Regions from separate parts of the Homo sapiens genome. Here all the other regions are linked to region 3. The links are chromatin contacts, found by Hi-C or POLR2A ChIA-PET in ENCODE. All regions are on one chromosome and are shown on one strand. The core of a region is the stretch at or near the end of the contact, and the rest is flanking DNA. Distances in the headings are between cores, read along the strand shown.

The links. A loop is a pair of places that touch in the nucleus more often than their neighbours do. ChIA-PET counts read pairs that join two places held with the same protein, here RNA polymerase II (POLR2A). Pooled maps may share reads with other maps.
Region 1: a pooled map shows a loop between it and region 3 (4-fold over the local background). The contact joins two enhancer-like sites. A Hi-C loop is called at or near these places in 2 of 50 pooled maps. POLR2A ChIA-PET finds 5 or more read pairs at or near these places in 2 of 52 experiments (CD8-positive, alpha-beta memory T cell and activated T-cell).
Region 2: a pooled map shows a loop between it and region 3 (5-fold over the local background). The contact joins two enhancer-like sites. A Hi-C loop is called at or near these places in 2 of 50 pooled maps. POLR2A ChIA-PET finds 5 or more read pairs at or near these places in 2 of 52 experiments (OCI-LY7 and activated CD4-positive, alpha-beta T cell).

What each region holds. Positions count from the first base shown.
Region 1 is chr10:119,476,730-119,479,534 of GRCh38, forward strand. No RefSeq gene overlaps it. Among named protein-coding and RNA genes, the nearest start is that of RGS10, 65 kb to the right of the region's middle. RefSeq lists enhancers at 1,345-1,414, 2,764-2,805. Within about 2 kb of position 1,507, at least 6 of the 41 ENCODE cell types and tissues checked have a DNase peak (open chromatin) inside an H3K27ac peak, as active enhancers do.
Region 2 is chr10:119,415,731-119,418,430 of GRCh38, forward strand. All of the region lies in intron 4 of GRK5 (G protein-coupled receptor kinase 5), which reads left to right. Among named protein-coding and RNA genes, the nearest start is that of MIR4681, 39 kb to the left of the region's middle. Within about 2 kb of position 1,326, at least 6 of the 41 ENCODE cell types and tissues checked have a DNase peak (open chromatin) inside an H3K27ac peak, as active enhancers do.
Region 3 is chr10:118,969,483-118,972,182 of GRCh38, forward strand. All of the region lies in intron 2 of LINC03036 (long intergenic non-protein coding RNA 3036), which reads right to left. Among named protein-coding and RNA genes, the nearest start is that of LINC03036, 59 kb to the right of the region's middle. Within about 2 kb of position 1,394, at least 2 of the 41 ENCODE cell types and tissues checked have a DNase peak (open chromatin) inside an H3K27ac peak, as active enhancers do.

The sequences.
Region 1 (2,805 bases), core at 257-2,756, 510 kb after region 3:
CCTTCCTTCCCTCCTTCCTTCCTTCCTTCCTTCCTTCCCCCTCCCTCCCTCCCTCTCTCTCTCTCTTTTTCTTTTTCTTTCTTTCTTTCTTTCTTTCTTTCTTTCTTTCTTTCTTTCTTTCTTTCTTTCTTTCTTTCCTTCTTTCTTTCTTTCTTTCCTTCTTTCTTTCTTCTTTTTATTTCTTCTTTCGAGACAGGGTCTTTCACTGTCGCCCAGGCTGGCGTGCAGTGGCGCAATAATATCTCACTGCAGTCTTGATCTTCTGTGCTCAAGTGCTCCTCCCACCTTAGCCTCCTGAGTAGCTTGGGACCACAGGTGTGTGCCACCATGCCCAGCTAATATTTTTTTCTTTTTTTTTTTCTTTTGTGGAGATGGGGTCTCATCATGTTGCTCAGGCTGGTCTCGAACTCCTGCCTGAGCTCAAGTGATCCACCTGCCTCAGCCTCCCAAAGTGCTGGGATTACAGGCATGAGCCACTGTTGCCTGCCCATATATCTTCATTTCTTTGGAATAAATGGAAAGCAACCATTGGGTCGCATGGTAGTTGTATGTTCAGGTTTTAAAGAAACTGTGAACATATTTTCCAGAGTGGCTCTACCATTTCATGTTCCCACCAGCAGTGTAAGAGTGATCCAGTTTTTCCAAATCCTCACCAGCATTGGATGTTGTCCCTGTTTTTTATTTTAGCCATTCTGATAGATGTGCATCACTGTGGTTTCAATTTGCATTTCCCTAATGGCTAATGATGTTGAACATCTTTTCACAGGCTCAGTTCCATTTGCATATCCTCCTCAATGAGGTGTCTCTTCATGTCTCTTGCCCATTTTCAAATTCGATTGTTTGGCTTGTTGTTTGAGAGTTTGAGAGTTTTTTACCCTCTCTAGATATTAGTCCTTATTGCTAAATTTGTTGTGGTGAGTGGTTGAAGCCTTCGAGCCCTGTTCTGCAGTTTTCCTTATGAGTATAATACACACACATCTGGCTTCATAAAAGGCAGGGTGCCTCCCCAGAGAGGGAGCTGGGCAGGTTGACGGTGCTGGGTCACTCCAGCTGAGATCATTTGCAAGCCTGTCTTTTACAGCCCTTGGTTCTCTTCAAACCCCATGGGCATATTGTGTCTCTGGCTCCCAGTTCTTCCCACCACCTTTCCTATAGGTGGCTTCATCCTACACACTTTGGAGATGGTCATGATACCTTGATGATGACAGAGGGCTTGCACTTCTCCCTACAATGCCATAGATCTAGCCCATTCCTTAAACCGTCTCAAAAAGGCACCTCCAGCCCTTTTAACCTTTGATGCCGTACCCTGTCCTGTTGTTCTTTGCCACAGATTCCAGATTCCTATAGATCCGTGTCACTCATTGTGAATCAAAGCTATTCTGCAGGACACAGAATAAATGGCAGAAAGGGAGGTCACTGGAAAGCTTCATGTAGAATCATAGCTCAGGGCAGGACAGCCTGTGTGCTGCACGCTTGGCCACACCAGCCAACGGTTAAAGAAGTCAGCACTGCAGGGGATGCCCCAGAGAGGGTGAGCAGGAAATTGCAATCTACATAGACCCAAAGGTGCAGAGGAAAGGTCACAGGACCGGGCATCAGAGCCCCCTGCTCACTGCAGGTCTCTCTGTGTGTGTGGCAGGGGCGTGGCGGGGGGAGAGGAACAGGTGTCACATGACCTCTGTCCCTAAGCATCTGAACTGAAGAAGTAAAGAGGTCAGCCAGCCTCCTCCCACTCCAGACCTCTGGGATACTTAAAGTAAGTGTTGCAGGGTTTGTAGCATCTTGGAACCTTTCTTCCTACATCACAGAAAAAAAAAAAAAAAAGTCCAGTGAACCGGTTCCACCTCTTAAGAAACTGTGGTTTCTACAGCCTGAACTTGAGCAAAACTGGAACATCAGAAAATTATTTCCTCCTGCCCCATCTCTGATGTAATAGCAGATCCAGTCCTCAGCTCTGTTTCTATAGAGAAAGCTGGGTGAACGGGATGGGTCTTTATTGAGTTCCCTTTGACGTTCTTCCAAAAAATAGATGTGATTTTCCCCTCTCCCTCCCTCTGTCTCCTTCCATCATCCTTGCCTCCTTTGGACCCATAGAAGGGGGTTCTTGTGGGAAGTGATGATCTCTGAGCCAGGCCCTCTTTCAGATGAGCTATGAAGTTAGTTTGTTTACTTATTTTTTTCATCTAAACCCCAAATACCACAGAACCAGCACCTGCAATTTTTCCTAACACATCCTTTGAACTTGCTGCAAGTTAAACTGTAGAGGTTTCATTTCTCAGTTGTAATTCAGGGTGTCTTCCCCATGCCATTTGCTTCCAAGGAGCAACATCTTCCTCCCTTTCTACCCCAACTCCCATCAACAACTGAAAAAAACGAGAAATCAGAACTTCAGCCACAGCAGCCTTTCCTGGCTCTGTGTGAACACCGTGGAGAGGATACAGCCCTTGACTCCCTGGCCCTCCTCCCTCTCACGTCTAAGCTGGGAACACCATAAACAGTCACAGTGCTGAGCCAGGCAGAGAGGCAGACGGGTACAGCCAGACGGGACAGATGTAATTAGCAGCATCATTGCTTTGGTGTGCAGAATAGATAGCAGAATGCCGCCACCCACATGATGCTTTGGCAAATGTACTGTCGCTCATTTTCACAAACAATTCAATAGGTCTTTTAAAAGTGCCGACAACAAGCAAAGAAAGTCACGGAAAGAAACCAGAGTGACAACTCAGCCCGAGTGCCAAAGTTACTTGAGAGCTGCTCTGGGAACAGTGAAGCCAAACCAACTCCGAGTTCAATCTGATCCAAGTT
Region 2 (2,700 bases), core at 76-2,575, 450 kb after region 3:
TTCCTAGAGGGCTGGCTCAGGATACCTGGTTAAGGGCTTATACCACTCAGATCCATGCCTCCCAGTCAGAGGTGCCAATCCTGGCCCCGCCATGGGCCAGCAAGTGACTTGCAGGGGACCCCTTCTCTCAGTTTCCCCATCTGTGCCATGAGTGGGTTGAAGGGCTGAGCCCTGAGGGGTCTTTCCTGGAGGGTCCTCTGATCTCCACCTCCTCCGCCGTCTCACTCCTGAATCTCTGAACGAGTATCAGGCCTGTGTTTCTGGACAGTTCCCAGGGTGACGCGGGGCAAAGGATTATCGGTGGCTCTGGGGAGGCCTCTGGGTGTAGCTCTGAGTTGATTTCATGGTCTTTCAGTCCCGCTTCATCCCTGGGTGCCTCCAAGGGCACCAGCCAAGTACAACTGATTCCATCTCCACCCTGACACTTGAAACAAGGGATGTTAATACAGGGAGATGCTTTGGGAACCAGAGCCTCAAACATCTGGAGTTTCGCACTGATGCAGGAAATGATGTCCCTTCCTCACGTCAGTCATTCATGGTGCAGAGGCAGGGAGCAGTGCCGGGAGAGCAGGTGCAGCCGCCTTGGCGACGCCATCCTCGGGGCTGATAACTCAGCCACTGATAGCTGCCCCAGGAGGGGGTCAGCCTCAAGCTACGGCAGCATTCCTGCCAGCCGTTCCTGCTTATTTCCCATGATCTTCACTAGTCCCTCTGACTCCGAACAGCATCTCCCTTTCTGTTCAGTGCTGACTCTGTCCTCCAGGCGCTGGCCCTGCAGTCCAGCTTCTCTCTCCTTCAAGGTCCAGGCCTGTATGACCTCTCTAGGGCTCCCTCTCGAATTGATCGCTCTCTCTCTCTCTTTTTTTTTTTTTTAATTTGAGACTGCTTCTCACTCTGTTGCCCAGGTTGGAGTGCAGTGGCTCAGTGATCTCGGCTCACTGCAACCTCCGCCTCCTGGGTTCAAGCGATTCTCGTGCCTCAGCCTCCTGAGTAGCTGGGACTACAGGCGCATGCCACCATGCCCAGCTAACTTTTGTATTTTTAGTAGAGATGGGGTTTCACCATGTTGGCCAGGCTGGACTCGAACTCCTGACCTCAAGTGATCCACACACCTCGGCCTGCCGAAGTGCTAGGATTACAGGCGTGAGCCACCGCACCTGGCTGAATTGATCCCCTTTTTCCCCTCAGTTGTTGTTGCAGAGGCCGTACTCCTCTGGTCTGAGATTATAGTCAGTTGGTAATTATTCCAGGTGTGCCCACCTGGCCTCCCAAGTCTTTGGGGACCAGAAGGCTGGCAGGCCGTTGGGGTGAAGGAGCATAGGGAAGCAATGGCACCACCTTGTGGACGGCCTGCTTCATGGGCCTTGGCTGAATGCGTGGAGGCAGAACTGGGGTTGGGCTGTCGCCTGCCCTTGTGCTTGGGTCCCTACCTCTGTAATGCCACTGAGGGTGGGTGTCTGAGCATCAGCCTCGGGTGTGGTGGGTGATCCACACGTGCTTCCCGGATTCAGTGCTGAGTGTGGTGCCCACTGGGGTGGCTTCATGCCCAGGCCTGGCCCCTGCCTTCCTCCTCAGCACCCCTCCTCCCCAGCCTGCCTCAGTGTCTGAAATACTCCAGATCATTCCTGCTTCAGGTTAAGCACAGATGGCGCCTGTGAAGCGGCAGTTGACCTGGGAGGGGTGCGGCAATGAGCATTTGCTGTACCAAGGGGTGCTGGGGGCAAGGGATTAGCCAGCAAGTCACCCCATTCACTCTAAACCCATTGCTGTACAAATGCAGCTTCAGGACAGGCCCCTAGTTCTTCTCTCCAACCACACTGCCACCCCAACAGTCTCATCATTGAAAATTCCAAGGCCTCCCGTGCATTGAATCGTTAGTGGTCAGCAATACATCATCCACACCATGCCTGAATATCCCAGAGGTTTCTGCTCTGATGGAACAGAAGATGAGAGAGGCGACCTACGCGGCATGATACGGTTTAGGGTCACAGCAGCAGAGGATGCATGAGATGAGGACAAAAAGGAGGGGAGAGGCTTAGAGAGGAGTGAAGGTGCGAAGTCACCCTAGGCGTACTTCATCCGTTTCGGTGGGGGGTCTGCCCTACTTATGTTCCAAGTGATGGGAAGAGCTTTTCTCCGTGCCCTGTGGTGCCCAGAAAAACATCCCAGGCAAGTTTCATCTCTTGCTACCTGAAGAGGTACATTCTGGTCATCACAGATATCAGGAACTGCCCGGATCCCCAGAACCAGTGGCATAGAGCAGAGAGCGAGTCTGGGCCATAGGGAAGAGGTGGTAAGAAGGAGTGAGTCATCGGGGGTCCCGAGGGGAGTTCCAAACCAGCACGAGCTCTGTCCGATCTGCCCGCTGGAATAGCAGGCAGCCTTGGCTCCCCTGGCCCAGTGCGGCCCCAGGTTCCTCCAGTGCAGGATTCAAGGTCAATTTCCCATCCCAAGAGAGAGGCAGGGCAGGTTCTTTTACCTCCAGGTGAAGGGGGCTTTTATACAGAAGAACCAGCTCACAGAGCAGGCAGAGTGCCCCCAGCTTCAAGGTTACCTCTGTCCCTCCCCAGCTTCAGGGGGGACCAGAAGGGGAGAGTCCTTCACCAAAGAAGTGGGTGGGGAGCTCAGCGCTGGGGAGTGATTGCCAGAGGGGTTCTCACAGCCCGCAGTTCCTCATGGCAGGCAAGGCCTTTCTCATCC
Region 3 (2,700 bases), core at 144-2,643:
ACTATCATGTGTGTTTGTACAGCAGCTGGGGCAGCAAGTTATCAACAGAAGATTGATAGGGTAAGACCCATTTTTACAGAAAAATCCCTCTTTGCACATGGGCAGAATGGGCCTGAGGCGGTGGAAAGAAGGGGCGAGGGGTGAGGGGCAGCCCACAGCTCCTGGGCTGTTTGCTTTTCCTCTCCCCTGCTCACAGGAGCCCTCCGGGAGGTCTAAGAAATCCACACACAACTATAGAAGAACCAAATCCCCACATTGCTCTGGGAATTAGAATCTCAGCACACGAGGCCGGGTGTGGTGGCTCACGCCTGTAATCCCAGGACTTTGGGAGGCTGAGGCGGGCGGATCACTTGAGGTCAGGAGTTTAAGACCACCCTGGCCAACATGGTGAAACCCTGTCTCTACTACAAATACAAAAGTTAGCCAGGCGTGGTGGCGGGTGCCTGTAATCCCAGCTACTCGGGAGGCTGAGGCAAGGGAATCACTTGAACCCAGGAGGTGGAGGTTGCAGTGAACTGAGATGGCACCACTGCCCTCCAGCCTGGTGACAAAGCGGGACTGTGTCAAAAAAAAAAAAAAAAATCTCAGAACATGACTTCTTCAAGGTCTCCTGTTTCACAGATGAGCTACCGGAGATTTTCATCTAGAACTAATAACACATCCACTCATTCAGCCAACATTCGAGTGGCCGCTCTCTGCTCCTAACTGCCATAGGCCTAAGGACACAGCAGAGAATAAAGCAGCCCAGTCCTCAGCCCTTAGGGAGTTCACATTATGGCAGAGGAAACAGAAAATAAACAGAGTAAGACTTCAGACTGTGAGAGGCTCTAGGAGGGAAATAAACCGGGCGGTGTGGTGCAGGGATTGGCTAACTGCAGCCCTGGGGCCATGTCCAGCCTGCAGCCTCTTTATATGGCCAGCAAGCCAAGAATGGTTTTAAAGGGTTGTATAAAACAAAAAGAAAAGGCCGCGCTCGGTGGCTCACACCTGTAATCCCAGCACTTTGGGAGGCCGAGGCAGGATTGCTTGAGCCCAGGAGTTTGAAACCAGCCTGGGCAACATAGCAAGACCCTGTCTCTGATGAAAGGAGAGAGGGTGAGGGGGGAAATGTTGTGGAAAGAGAGGAAAAGGAAGACGAGAGAAAGAGAAAGGAAAGAAAGGAAAATGCAACACAGACCTTAAAGGCCCACAAAACCTAAAAATGTTTGCCATGTACTACTTTATAGATCGTACTTTACAGGAAAAGTGTGCCCAGTTAGTAAGACGAGGGCCCTCTTAACTAGCAAAGTCTGGATTCTTTCTTGTGACATGGCCTCCTTCCCCTTCCTCAGAGTTGCCTCTACCTTAGGGAAGATGAGACACTGAAACGGTTCATGAAAAGTTCACTGTGCTTGGCCACCTGCCAAGAATCCGGATTTCTGGGCATCTCACTCCCCACCTGCTGTCTGGGGTCTTACTCAAGAAACCTGGTCTTCAACCTGGCCACAGCTGTGCCTACCCCCTCCTTGACTGGCAGACCAGGGAACCACATAGGCAACAGCTTCCCCAAGGACCCCCGGCCCCTCCGGTTACCCCTCCTCCTGCCTGAACCACTTGGTCAAAAATAGAACCACATGGATCCCTATTTCAAGACACCTCCCTGGAAATCCACTGCCCGGAGACTCTGTCTTCTTTTATTTCAGTGAAATACATTTCTGAGTCCATGGTTCAGAGTTCAACTTTATAAATCCTGGCACTGGTCAATAGAGGAAGAAATGTTTACGTCCAAACAAAACCAAATACATAACTCTAGCTCTCCTGGGGGACAAAAAAAAAAAGTCTGTAAAACACATAGCAGCAGCCATTGTGACTTGAAACCAACACAGAGGAAGAAGTGTGACAGAAATCCCCAAGCTCACCACTCAGCGGCGTCTCTGATACATTCCATTACACGTCTGAGCTAAAGAAGAACCAAGTTGGTTCTTAAAAAGTGTGTCCCATCCAAATACCTAATGCATATGCAGCTTAAAACCTAGATGATGAGTTGATGGGCGCAGCAAACCACCATGGCATACATATACCATGTAACAAACTTGCACGTTCAGCACACGTATCCCAGAACTTAAAATTTTAAAAAAAAAAGTGTGTCCCATCAATGTTCAATACAGTCTTCAGACATCAGCCACGACCTGGAAGGTTCACAGTGAAACCTGTGCCTCACAGAAAATAAATTACATCTGAATAGTTAACTTTGCAATTGTTAAAGAGCCTTTTCCCAAAATTAAAATGACTCACATGTCCACACAAAGTGATAGGACAAATTCTTTATATGGTAATGGTGAACACATGTGATGAAAGATAACGGCCGATACACATCCACCTGCGATTCCTCCCTGAGTCCCGTTAAAACAATAAAAGGGATGCTTTAAAGGAATAAACACATGAGAATAAAAAGGATGAGGAACAGCAGGAACAACTTTTTGGAATCTGGTAACTGATGAATCAAGAAAGCTGAGTGGGGAAGCTGAGACTCAGCTTGGTTTACACCAAGAAATCCCACCATGATGGAGAGATGGGCAGTGCCGGCTGCCCCTGGTGGCAGGGGTGAAAGTGAGGTTGAAAGCAGGAAGAGAAGCTGAAAGTCTGTGCAAGCAGACAGACCCTAATTACTTCTCCCACTCCTCATGGTTGGCCAAATGCACCTCCTGCCCCAGCGGGAGA